3 separate regions of the Homo sapiens genome follow, and regions 1 and 2 are each linked to region 3. A link is a loop called in an ENCODE intact Hi-C map of the cell type or tissue named here. Cell type or tissue: PC-3. All regions are shown on one strand. Links, peaks and the distances in the headings refer to the core of each region. The heading gives the core; the rest is flanking DNA.

Region 1 (2,840 bases), core at 1-2,500, 98 kb before region 3:
GAGGGGAAAGGGGCGGGGCTGTCTGCTGTCAATCATCCCCCCTACCTTGGGCAGCCGGTAGTCTTTCTCACTTTCAGGCACCTTTCCACACAACAGCCCTAAGTATCTCCACAGCTTCACACACAGCCCCTTAGAGACCTATACGCTAAGACCTAAGCAACTGTGCATCATATACTTTCAACTTTACTGTTAGGTTACACATAAAGAGACATAGGCATACTATTCCCACATAAGACAGATGGGCCCGAAAGTGCCCTTGCACACATGCCCAAATGCATACAACACTGATTCAAATTGATAGTACACTAGGCTATTGGGAAGGGGAGACAGTTTCTGGAGTTGTAAATCCACTCTGAGCTAAGCAGAACCTAAGGATGAGTGGGCCCTCGTGAAATAGATCCAAAACCTTGAAAGACTCTAAAGTGGTTAATTCTAGGAAGATAGAAATGTTGTGAAGAATTCTTCATCAAATTCTTGAAGATTCTCCAAGGAGTCCGCAGAAAGTATTTTCTAGTTCTTTTGTTACTTTAAAAAAAATCTATATATCAGAATTATCAAAGGAACATTCAAGTCTTTATATGGGAGATATCGATTCAGCTGCCATCAACTCTATTTAAATATTTCCAATTAAGTGTTTATATTAATTCTAAGAAACACTGCACTAAATTTATTTAATTCCCTGCCCTAAATCTTTCTGAAACACAACTACAATGAGAGTCAATACCTTTTACATTAGCTCAATATAGGAGGCATTAATTATAGGATTCAATGCAGCTAAACAGAGATATAGCTGTATTATAATAACATAATACCATAGAATAATTACCAATACCTGCTGAATGCTCCCAGATCTTATACGTATATAACACACATAAAGTATTCACGCACATATACTTATTTTCTTACTTGTTTATAAGCATATACTTTATTTATTCCCAATATTTTCACATCTTCTGCTTGTATGTAGAAACTCTCTGTTCTGTGAGCAGCTGGAAGGTAAAGAAGACCAGCAGCCCAGGGAGCACCGACCAAAATTTGTTTCTAATGAGTAACAATAAAAAGCACGGCCCCTCTGAGATCCATCCGCTAAAAAAATAGTCCCAGTTTAGATCTATTTGTAATTGGCTTTGGTACGCACACCAATGAGATTGGAACTGAGCCTAGAAAAGTAGTATCAACGGAAGGTGCAAATGAACGAATAGAAAAGCTTCCCGGTTGGACTCATGGTGCTCAGTCAACTAGTCTGGAAGTTTCCCTCCCCCAAATAACTGAGCGTCACTCCCTCGCAGGTTGCCGGTGCAGTCTAAAACTGTGGCGGAGTGATACTCAAATTCCCTTGTGCTGGTGAGGAGGGGGGCCTTGCACGGGGAAGAGAGGGAGGAAAGTAGATCTGTAGGAATTGAGTGAAGAAAAAGTTTGCAAGTCTGGACAGAAGGGAAAAGTTCTCCTGAGAGACCGGCTTTGGGGAGGGGAGGGGGGAAGGAAGAGTAGCTCCTTCTTCTTCTTCTTTTTTTTTTCTTCCACTCTTAAAAAGCTTCTTTCTCTTCACCCAAGCCTCACTGTCCCTCTCCGGCTCTAGCTCTCTCCATATAAACCCTCAAGATTATGTCAATTGGTTAGAGCCAGCCGGGAATTTCGTGCGGGTGCTGAAGGAGCTGCGGGAGCCGGAGAAGAATGAAACTGCGTGGAGTCAGCCTGGCTGCCGGCTTGTTCTTACTGGCCCTGAGTCTTTGGGGGCAGCCTGCAGAGGCTGCGGTAAGTCCTTCCTCCCCTCCCCCGCGCCCATCACCGCTCTTTCACGCTGAAATTACCTTTTTTTTGGGGGGGGGGTCCCTTTATCTTCCTTTTGGCGTTGACTAGGGAATTCAAATTTGCTTTCTCATGTTTAGGAAGAAACGTTATTTGCAACACCGGTAACTCAAGCCTTCTGAAGTCCAACGGAGAGGTTTAAGTGCTTAAAAATAGGGCTGCTTGCTTCCCTGCAGCTAGCTCCTCCGGGGGCAAGAGCAAAGTCAGAAGTGGGGGACGCTAATTAAAGGCTCACTAGGCTGTGGTGGGTATTTAAAACTTTTCCTCCCCTCCCTCCACCGTCGGGTGTTTCCCTGCCTGGCGACTAACCTTTTCACTACTTGTACCCAGCCCACTCTTTGAATTTTGTCTGTAGTTTAATATTTTGGCTCTTCGAAAATCCAGCTTCCATCAAAGTGTTTTTAGCGCCTCAGTGAAGTTCGTCCCCTTTGCTCTTTCCTTAAGCAACAGGAACCTACCCCCACCTCAGGTCATTCAAGCCACTGACCTCCTTTTCCCTTTTGACATCCTTGTTACAAATGAAATGCTAAGGCAACATACCAAGAAGAGTGAGGTAAAGTCTCAGGCTTCAGGTCTTTTGCGTCTTTTTGTTGTTGTTGTTTTTTCTAAATTATGGGTTTTTTTGTTTGTTTACTTTTTTTTAAACCTACCAAGGCATCTGAACAAATTGAGAATTTGCCCATCACCTATTCAAAGGAAAATACTCCTTTTTCAAAGGAGAATCAGTGTTCCAGTTTAAAGGAAAGTGGGGGAGGAGGTACATGTGAAATAGCAGCAAAAAGCTCCATTCAGTTTTAGGAATGTAGAATTCAAACCTCAGTATATCTCTTAGAAGGGTATCTGGGTAGTCCCACCCACTGTCCTATTGGGGATGAGGGCCAGATGTTAAAAAAATGAATGGCTTTGTGAGAGAAAATGTTCTCCAGCCTGAAGCCCATCATCTTTAATTTCATATAACCTCTGAAGAATAAGTGTGTGACAAATTATTTAAATTTATTTGAGTGATCATTATGGATAGTTTTAAAAACTGT
Region 2 (2,840 bases), core at 1-2,500, 310 kb before region 3:
AGCCCTGACAAAAGTTTTCCCACATCAAGGGAAGGAAGGGGAAGAGGACAGTAAATCACTGAACAGCTACTGAGAGAGCAGGTTGTGATGTGGCCCAGTCCCATCCTGCTCACACCATTAGAGAGAAGAGTCCCAGCAGCACCCAGCATAGGCACAGGGACTGGCACCCTCTACCTCTGGTCTCTTACCTTTGCAAGCACATGCTTATCAGCAAGGGTAAGCAAGGAGACTTAGGAGGTAGGCAACTCGAGGGCTGGGCCTAACTGGAACTCTGATTCCATGTAGAAAAGACAGGGTCCCACAGCCTGCTTCCTTTCTCCTGGCTTGGTGGGCATGCAGAATTTCTTGACCCCTGTGTTCCAACAAGAGAGCTGAAAGGAACTCTCCTAAAGAACTCACATATATTTTTTAAATTCTAATTCTTTTTCCAAATAGAAGTTTGAAAAGGCACCCCCTAGAGGAACATGCACTTCTGGACTGGCCCCAGGTTCCAGCTTGGGTTGGCGGGCGTGCCAGCAGCTCAGTTTGAAACCTCTCACATTGAATCAAGGGCCAGAAGCAGGGCCTGTGGGAAGTTTCTAGGCTTCTGCTCATCCAGAACTGTCCCCTCAGCATGGTGTGAGGCTCTTATGGAGCCTGCAGTCATAGGATATGAGACAAAAAGCCTTCCCATCCATGGATGTCCTTTCATACACTGGCACAGAACACCGGGAACAAATGAAGGTGACTGAGAAAAAAAAGAGGCAGACCCATTTCTTCTGCGGGTTGTTTTGTCATCCAGATACGCTTACTTTGTGCTTATAGCTGTATGATCTTTTTTCCTCATCTCTAATGCACAGGATTTCTGCCTCATTACCCATACAGCTAAAGCTTAATATTAACTAAATCAGTGGTGAATTCCTTTCCTTTCCCACCCCGACACTATCAGCGACATTTTTCATAATGGCCAGCAGAGGTCAGTGTGAGAACATAGAGACTACAGATAAGCAGGTGGGTAGGTGGGCCTCTCCCTCTACAGAGAAAAAGAAATCAAACCAGTGTCAGAGAAGTCACAGAATGTTCGAGCAGGAAAGGCCCTTAGAGACCATTCAATCCGGGCTTTATTTTATACATGGGGCGGGGGGCGGGGGGAAGGGGGAAGGCCGAGAGAAGAGGAAGGACTTGTTTAGGTCACGTAGCTAGTAGGAACGGCATGGAACTAAACAGACCACCTGCTGCCAGTATGTGGCTGTTTCCCTGTTTGCCAGTGGCAGATGTCTTAGGGGGTCCTTGAGGCTGCCCCTCCACTACCCTGGGCCCGCCCCTGGGACTGTCCCCATCAGTAGGCTGCAGCAGCCAGATGCTCACACATTATTTCTTTTTTCCTAACCCTGATCATTTCACAGAACCAATCTGAAACACCATCACTGTTTGGACAGCTAGCAGAATTTCAATGGGCTTGGACTAATGCCCTGTTCTGATACATGTCATTTATTTTGGCAAATAGACCCAGACAGGGCAGAAGGAACTCCTCCAAGTCTTTCCAATGAGCTCTCCTGCTTCCATCTGCTCAGGATTTTAAATATGCACATCAGGGTCTAATTCTCAAGGGAATGAGTTGGGACTTGTGCTTAAGGCCAGGAACCGCAGGTCTGCAACCACAGCCCAGGCTGGCTGCCTCCTGCCAACCACAGTGAGTTGGGATCAGTGTGAAGTTTAAGGTGGCCTCTGATCAGACCCAGATAACTAGGGTAAAAGACCCAGAAATGGGGCTGCCTATAAAGTAGTAGACATATGTAGATATATCATCGAAGAATCTTAAAAGCATATGCCTCACACTAGACAGGACGGTGAAACTGGTGGAGGGGGCTGACTTTTCATAACTTAGTCCCTTTCTGCCTTTTTATACCTCCGTTAAGGTTCCAGTGTTCTTCTCCCATAAAATTAACATTTGTTCCTGAGGAAGAATCTGAAACTCATTCCCACTGAGGCGTTAATGACTGACAACTTAGAGCTTTGCTTTTCCCAGAGGGATTTGTAAAGCAAAGCATTAAGCTAGGGGATGCAAATGGTATTTATGAAGCAGGGAAGGGAGAAGGGTGTGCACAGGCCTTCCTAAGGATCCAGTTGTATTGTAGAAGGTGATGCAGTGCTGTTAGGTACACTTTAAATGAAGTCTCCTTACTGCCAATTAAGTTATGTGACCTTGGGCAAGGGATATAACCATCTTGAGTATCAAGGGCTGAAGTGTAATAATAGCTCTTACGTTGGATTATTGTCAGCATTTAAATGAGTTAATACATATAAAACACCTGGCAGATAGAATGAAAGCATTAGTTCCCTTTTTCCTTTAGGCATCATTTATGGCAAAATGGAGAGTTTAGGATTGGGCACCAATGCTCCTTCTCTTAAGTTTCAGTTGGAGATGCACAGACATCATTGAGCGACCCTCTTTGGGGGCAGAGATGTGTGCTTGGGAATAGATGAGCATGTATGCCAGTACCCCACATCTGTGAGAGCATTTCTCCTTTTACATAGCAATGGTGTCCTGGTTCTCCTTGGTACTTGGCTTCTCAGTGTTTATTTTTCCTCCTGAAGGGCTTTAATCTACATACTAATGACTCCCAAACCTGAACCTCCAGCCCAGATTTCTCTTCTGATTGTGCCAGATCCTTATAGTCAATGACGTATAAGAGATCTATTCAAATAAATATTCCAACTCAAACCCAACATGCCCCAAACTGAACCACATTGGCTTCTCCTCAACCCCATTCTCCAAACCAGCTCCCTTTTTCTGAGTTAACTCAGTAAATGGCACCATTCATAAAGTTGATGAAGCCAGAAACTCAGGGGTCCTCCAT
Region 3 (3,308 bases), core at 436-2,935:
CTGGCCAGTTTGTGGTGAGTTTTTTAAGGGTTTTTTTTCCTGTACTTCTCTGCTAAGCACCAAGAGATCTTTTCTTCCACCTCCCTGGGTGTGGGATTGTGAGGTACATTTATGCGTGGTACACCCTTATAGTAAAAGAAATTATAAAACAAAACCCAAAAATTATCCAAGTTTGGCATATGTCCTCCGGGAAAAAGTAGTTTCATTGATCAGTTCATTTTTTGGTTTTCCCTAGATTTTGATTTGATAAATCCTACTGTGCTTCCCTTTGATGCTTTTAGGAAGAAGTTTTTACTTTTTTCCAAGCATTTTTTTTTTAAGTAAGCATTTCAGTCTGGATACCTAACTGGCCACATTATTGGAATATTTCTTATTTCTCTCTGCCATTATTTTGTAGTATGTGTCTCCTTGGAACACCTGAATCAAAATTACTTAGAGATGTTTATTAAAATTTCAGATTCTGCTATTCAACTTCAGCTTACTGGAAGAATCTTTACGATGGGTTGCTGGTATGTAAATTTTTGTGAGGTTCTTTAGGTGACCCTAATTCATACAGAATTTGTTTTTATTTGTACTTTTAAGTCTAATATCTGCTGTTTTAATTGTAGCAGCATGAGATCTAAATTTATTATTTTTTATATTTATTCTAGCACCATATGTTGAAAAATTCATTGTTTTCACATCTATTTGACGTCAACTTTTATCATATAGTAGTTGTGTGTGTGTGTGTGTGTGTGCACGTGCTTGCATGTGTAAATCTGTTTCTGGCCTTCCTATTTTTGTTAACTGAATACCATACTATTTTAATTATTGTAGTGTTGTGATGTGTTTTACTGTGTGATAATACAAAACTTTCCTTACTCATTTATTACTTTCTCCCACAATAAAAATTTAAAATATTACTGTAGTTTCATCATTTTCTTGCTTCTTTCATCTTCAGTGATTTCGAAAAATTAGTTTTTTTCATATGAACTTAGCCTTTTAGACTGAGGTACTTAATGTTCATTTTACTTCTTTGCCCCAATCAATTTTGTATTTTAATCATGCTTAGCATGGCAATTTTTCCTCTAGGTAGCTTTCTGTCTATCCTTCCAAGTTGAAGTCCAGGTATTCACTTTCTCCACAGAGCCTTTGTCAATACTTTCAGGCTCAAGGGAACTGTTTTTCTTAACTTTGATAGCAATTATTGACTATACCACTCATTTTTACCTGGCAAATCCTACAGAATCACAGAGAGTGAAATCTGGAAGCTACCTAAGGAGATCATATTGTCTATGTATGCCATTTTACAAATGAGAAAACAGCCAAAGAGTATGGAAATGATTTGTCCATGGTCAAATGTTTCAACTTCTGAAGTAAAATTATGATATACCGCTGTATCATTATTCCATTGTATTTTGATATTCTTTTCATATGTCCTGAAAATACCCAGTTACTTAAAAAATAAAATACCTAGTTACTTAAAAAAACAAAAAACCTAGACTGGAAGTTCCTTAAAGGTAGCACCTGCATGTACTTTTGTACAACTCATAGAACTATTATTGTGCTTGTGTTTATTAGACACCTAATCAATATTAATAGATGTTGGTAAAAAAACAAATTGTTCCATTAACCAGATGTCAAACTGGGGCTATCTCCTTGTGGGCGCCACTGTTATAACTGTATAGAAAGTGGCATCTAGTGGTTGGTGTGCGTATTACAATTGCCTGTTTTGTTTTAACCTATGAGTACCAGAGTCATTCTCATAACCTAGGTGGAATAAATAGACTATAAATTAAAATTTTAAATTGAATTTAAACACATTTATCTATAATTCACAACTGTTTTAATCTGTGCTCTCTCTAAAGTAAAGCTACATGTTAATAAAAAATTGCAAAAAATTATACAAAATTACTTGTAAAATGACATGCGAGAGTATTTAAGGTTTTGCTTGTTTATAAATTATATTAGGAGTTAGGGGCTATCGTTGGATACTGAGAAGTCAAAATGCAATTATAAAGAAAGGTCACATAGAAACTTGTTCATATCAATGAAATCCTGTCAGGTTATTGCTTTGCATTATTTTTAGGAGCTTAATTTGTATTTAAAAGAAGAAGATCTCTCAATAAAGGCTGAAGATGGAAAGCTACACTGTCTTCTACTCGCAACAACAAAAACCCATGCACATATATTCACATATAAAGTTCAGACATGCATTTCAGTGTCAAATGTTAATTATTCTTACATTAACAGCCATTTGGGGTTATCACTACTCTTTACCTCTCCATTAATGCATGAGTGTTGACAATATGCACAATTTAATTCAGGGACTACGACTGTTGACAGTTACTGTCTTGTGAACTTGTGAATCAGTATCTTCTTGTGAAACGGTATCTTCTAAATTTTATAAAATCCATAGTCTGGAACTTAAAATTTATGTTTGCAGAAAAATATTATATATTTTTAATTAACCTCTGTTTCCTGCACATTGTAATATAATTTTTTGTAGATGGGTTCATCCTTCCCATTAGAGAGCAATGATGTACTTTGTACTTCTACTTGCACCTAACATAACATAGTGGCTGTCACATAACAGGTGATCAATAAGTATTTCTTGAATTAGTTACACATGTTGGAGGGAGCTGTGTGTTACTCATCTTAGAAGTCTAGTGCCTAACAATTTTTCTGTCCTCTAGTAATATTCAATTCATATTTGATGAATGAGTAAGTCTGAATAAGCCTATTTAATCTGTAGTGTAGTTAGCGTAAAATACTAAAATCAGTATATAACCCCCAAACATCTATGAATAATAAATAATAGCGGCATAGCAGACTTTCTGTTTGACGTGTCAGGAGCACAGCTTTCACTGGAGCAGCCTCTTGTAGTGTGAGTGAGAGATTACTGCAACATCAAGCCATTGTAGTTTGCTCTTATAATCAGGAAAAGAGGTTTCAGTATGAAGGTGACTTTTAGTTGCAGCTGAGTGAGTTAGGAGTTCTGACCAGAAGGATAAGGTCAGTACTTTCAAAAGGGTTGAGGAGGGTACTTTGGTAGTGACTAGAGTAAAGGAAATCATGGAATGTTGAGCAGCAGGCTAAGGTATTTTATATCAAAGGCCCTCAAGATTGATGGGCATTATTTGGTATTTATGTCACATGAAGGTTTCAGTAACTCAGTCTGGTATCTATCTGATGAAAAGAATGCCACCTCCTTGTAAGTAAACACTGAGCTATCCATGTATATTAAACTAACTTGTTTTTCTAAGCAGTTCATTTTCTAAGAGTAAAGGATAGTACTGAATGGCAGAAGTCACATACTGTATTCTTTT

The links. A loop is a pair of places that touch in the nucleus more often than their neighbours do. Peaks named below come from ENCODE experiments on the same cell type or tissue, not always from the same donor. Only the 100,000 strongest peaks of a DNase experiment are listed, where the experiment ranks them.
Region 1: it touches region 3 in a loop (3-fold over the local background); 6 of 110 quality-filtered maps call a loop at or near these places.
Region 2: a loop joins it to region 3, with 16 times the contacts of the local background. A loop is called at or near these places in 56 of 110 quality-filtered maps.

Annotation. Positions count from the first base shown.
Region 1 is chrX:108,438,452-108,441,291 of GRCh38, forward strand. It overlaps COL4A5 (collagen type IV alpha 5 chain), which reads left to right and starts at 1,387. Exons shown (of 53, transcript NM_033380.3): 1 at 1,387-1,755. The coding sequence starts at 1,675. It also overlaps a transcript of COL4A6 not described here. In PC-3, for the core only: no CTCF peak of the experiment used is centred there; a DNase peak (open chromatin) is centred at 1,280; H3K4me3 peaks cover 2,234 bases; H3K27ac peaks cover 1,760 bases.
Region 2 is chrX:108,223,926-108,226,765 of GRCh38, forward strand. The region is part of intron 3 of COL4A6 (collagen type IV alpha 6 chain); the gene reads right to left. Among named protein-coding and RNA genes, the nearest start is that of ATG4A, 130 kb to the left of the region's middle. In PC-3, for the core only: a CTCF peak has its summit at 954 (motif pointing right); no DNase peak of the experiment used is centred there.
Region 3 is chrX:108,535,545-108,538,852 of GRCh38, forward strand. All of the region lies in intron 1 of COL4A5 (collagen type IV alpha 5 chain), which reads left to right. Among named protein-coding and RNA genes, the nearest start is that of COL4A5, 97 kb to the left of the region's middle. In PC-3, for the core only: a CTCF peak has its summit at 1,665 (motif pointing left); no DNase peak of the experiment used is centred there; H3K27ac peaks cover 699 bases.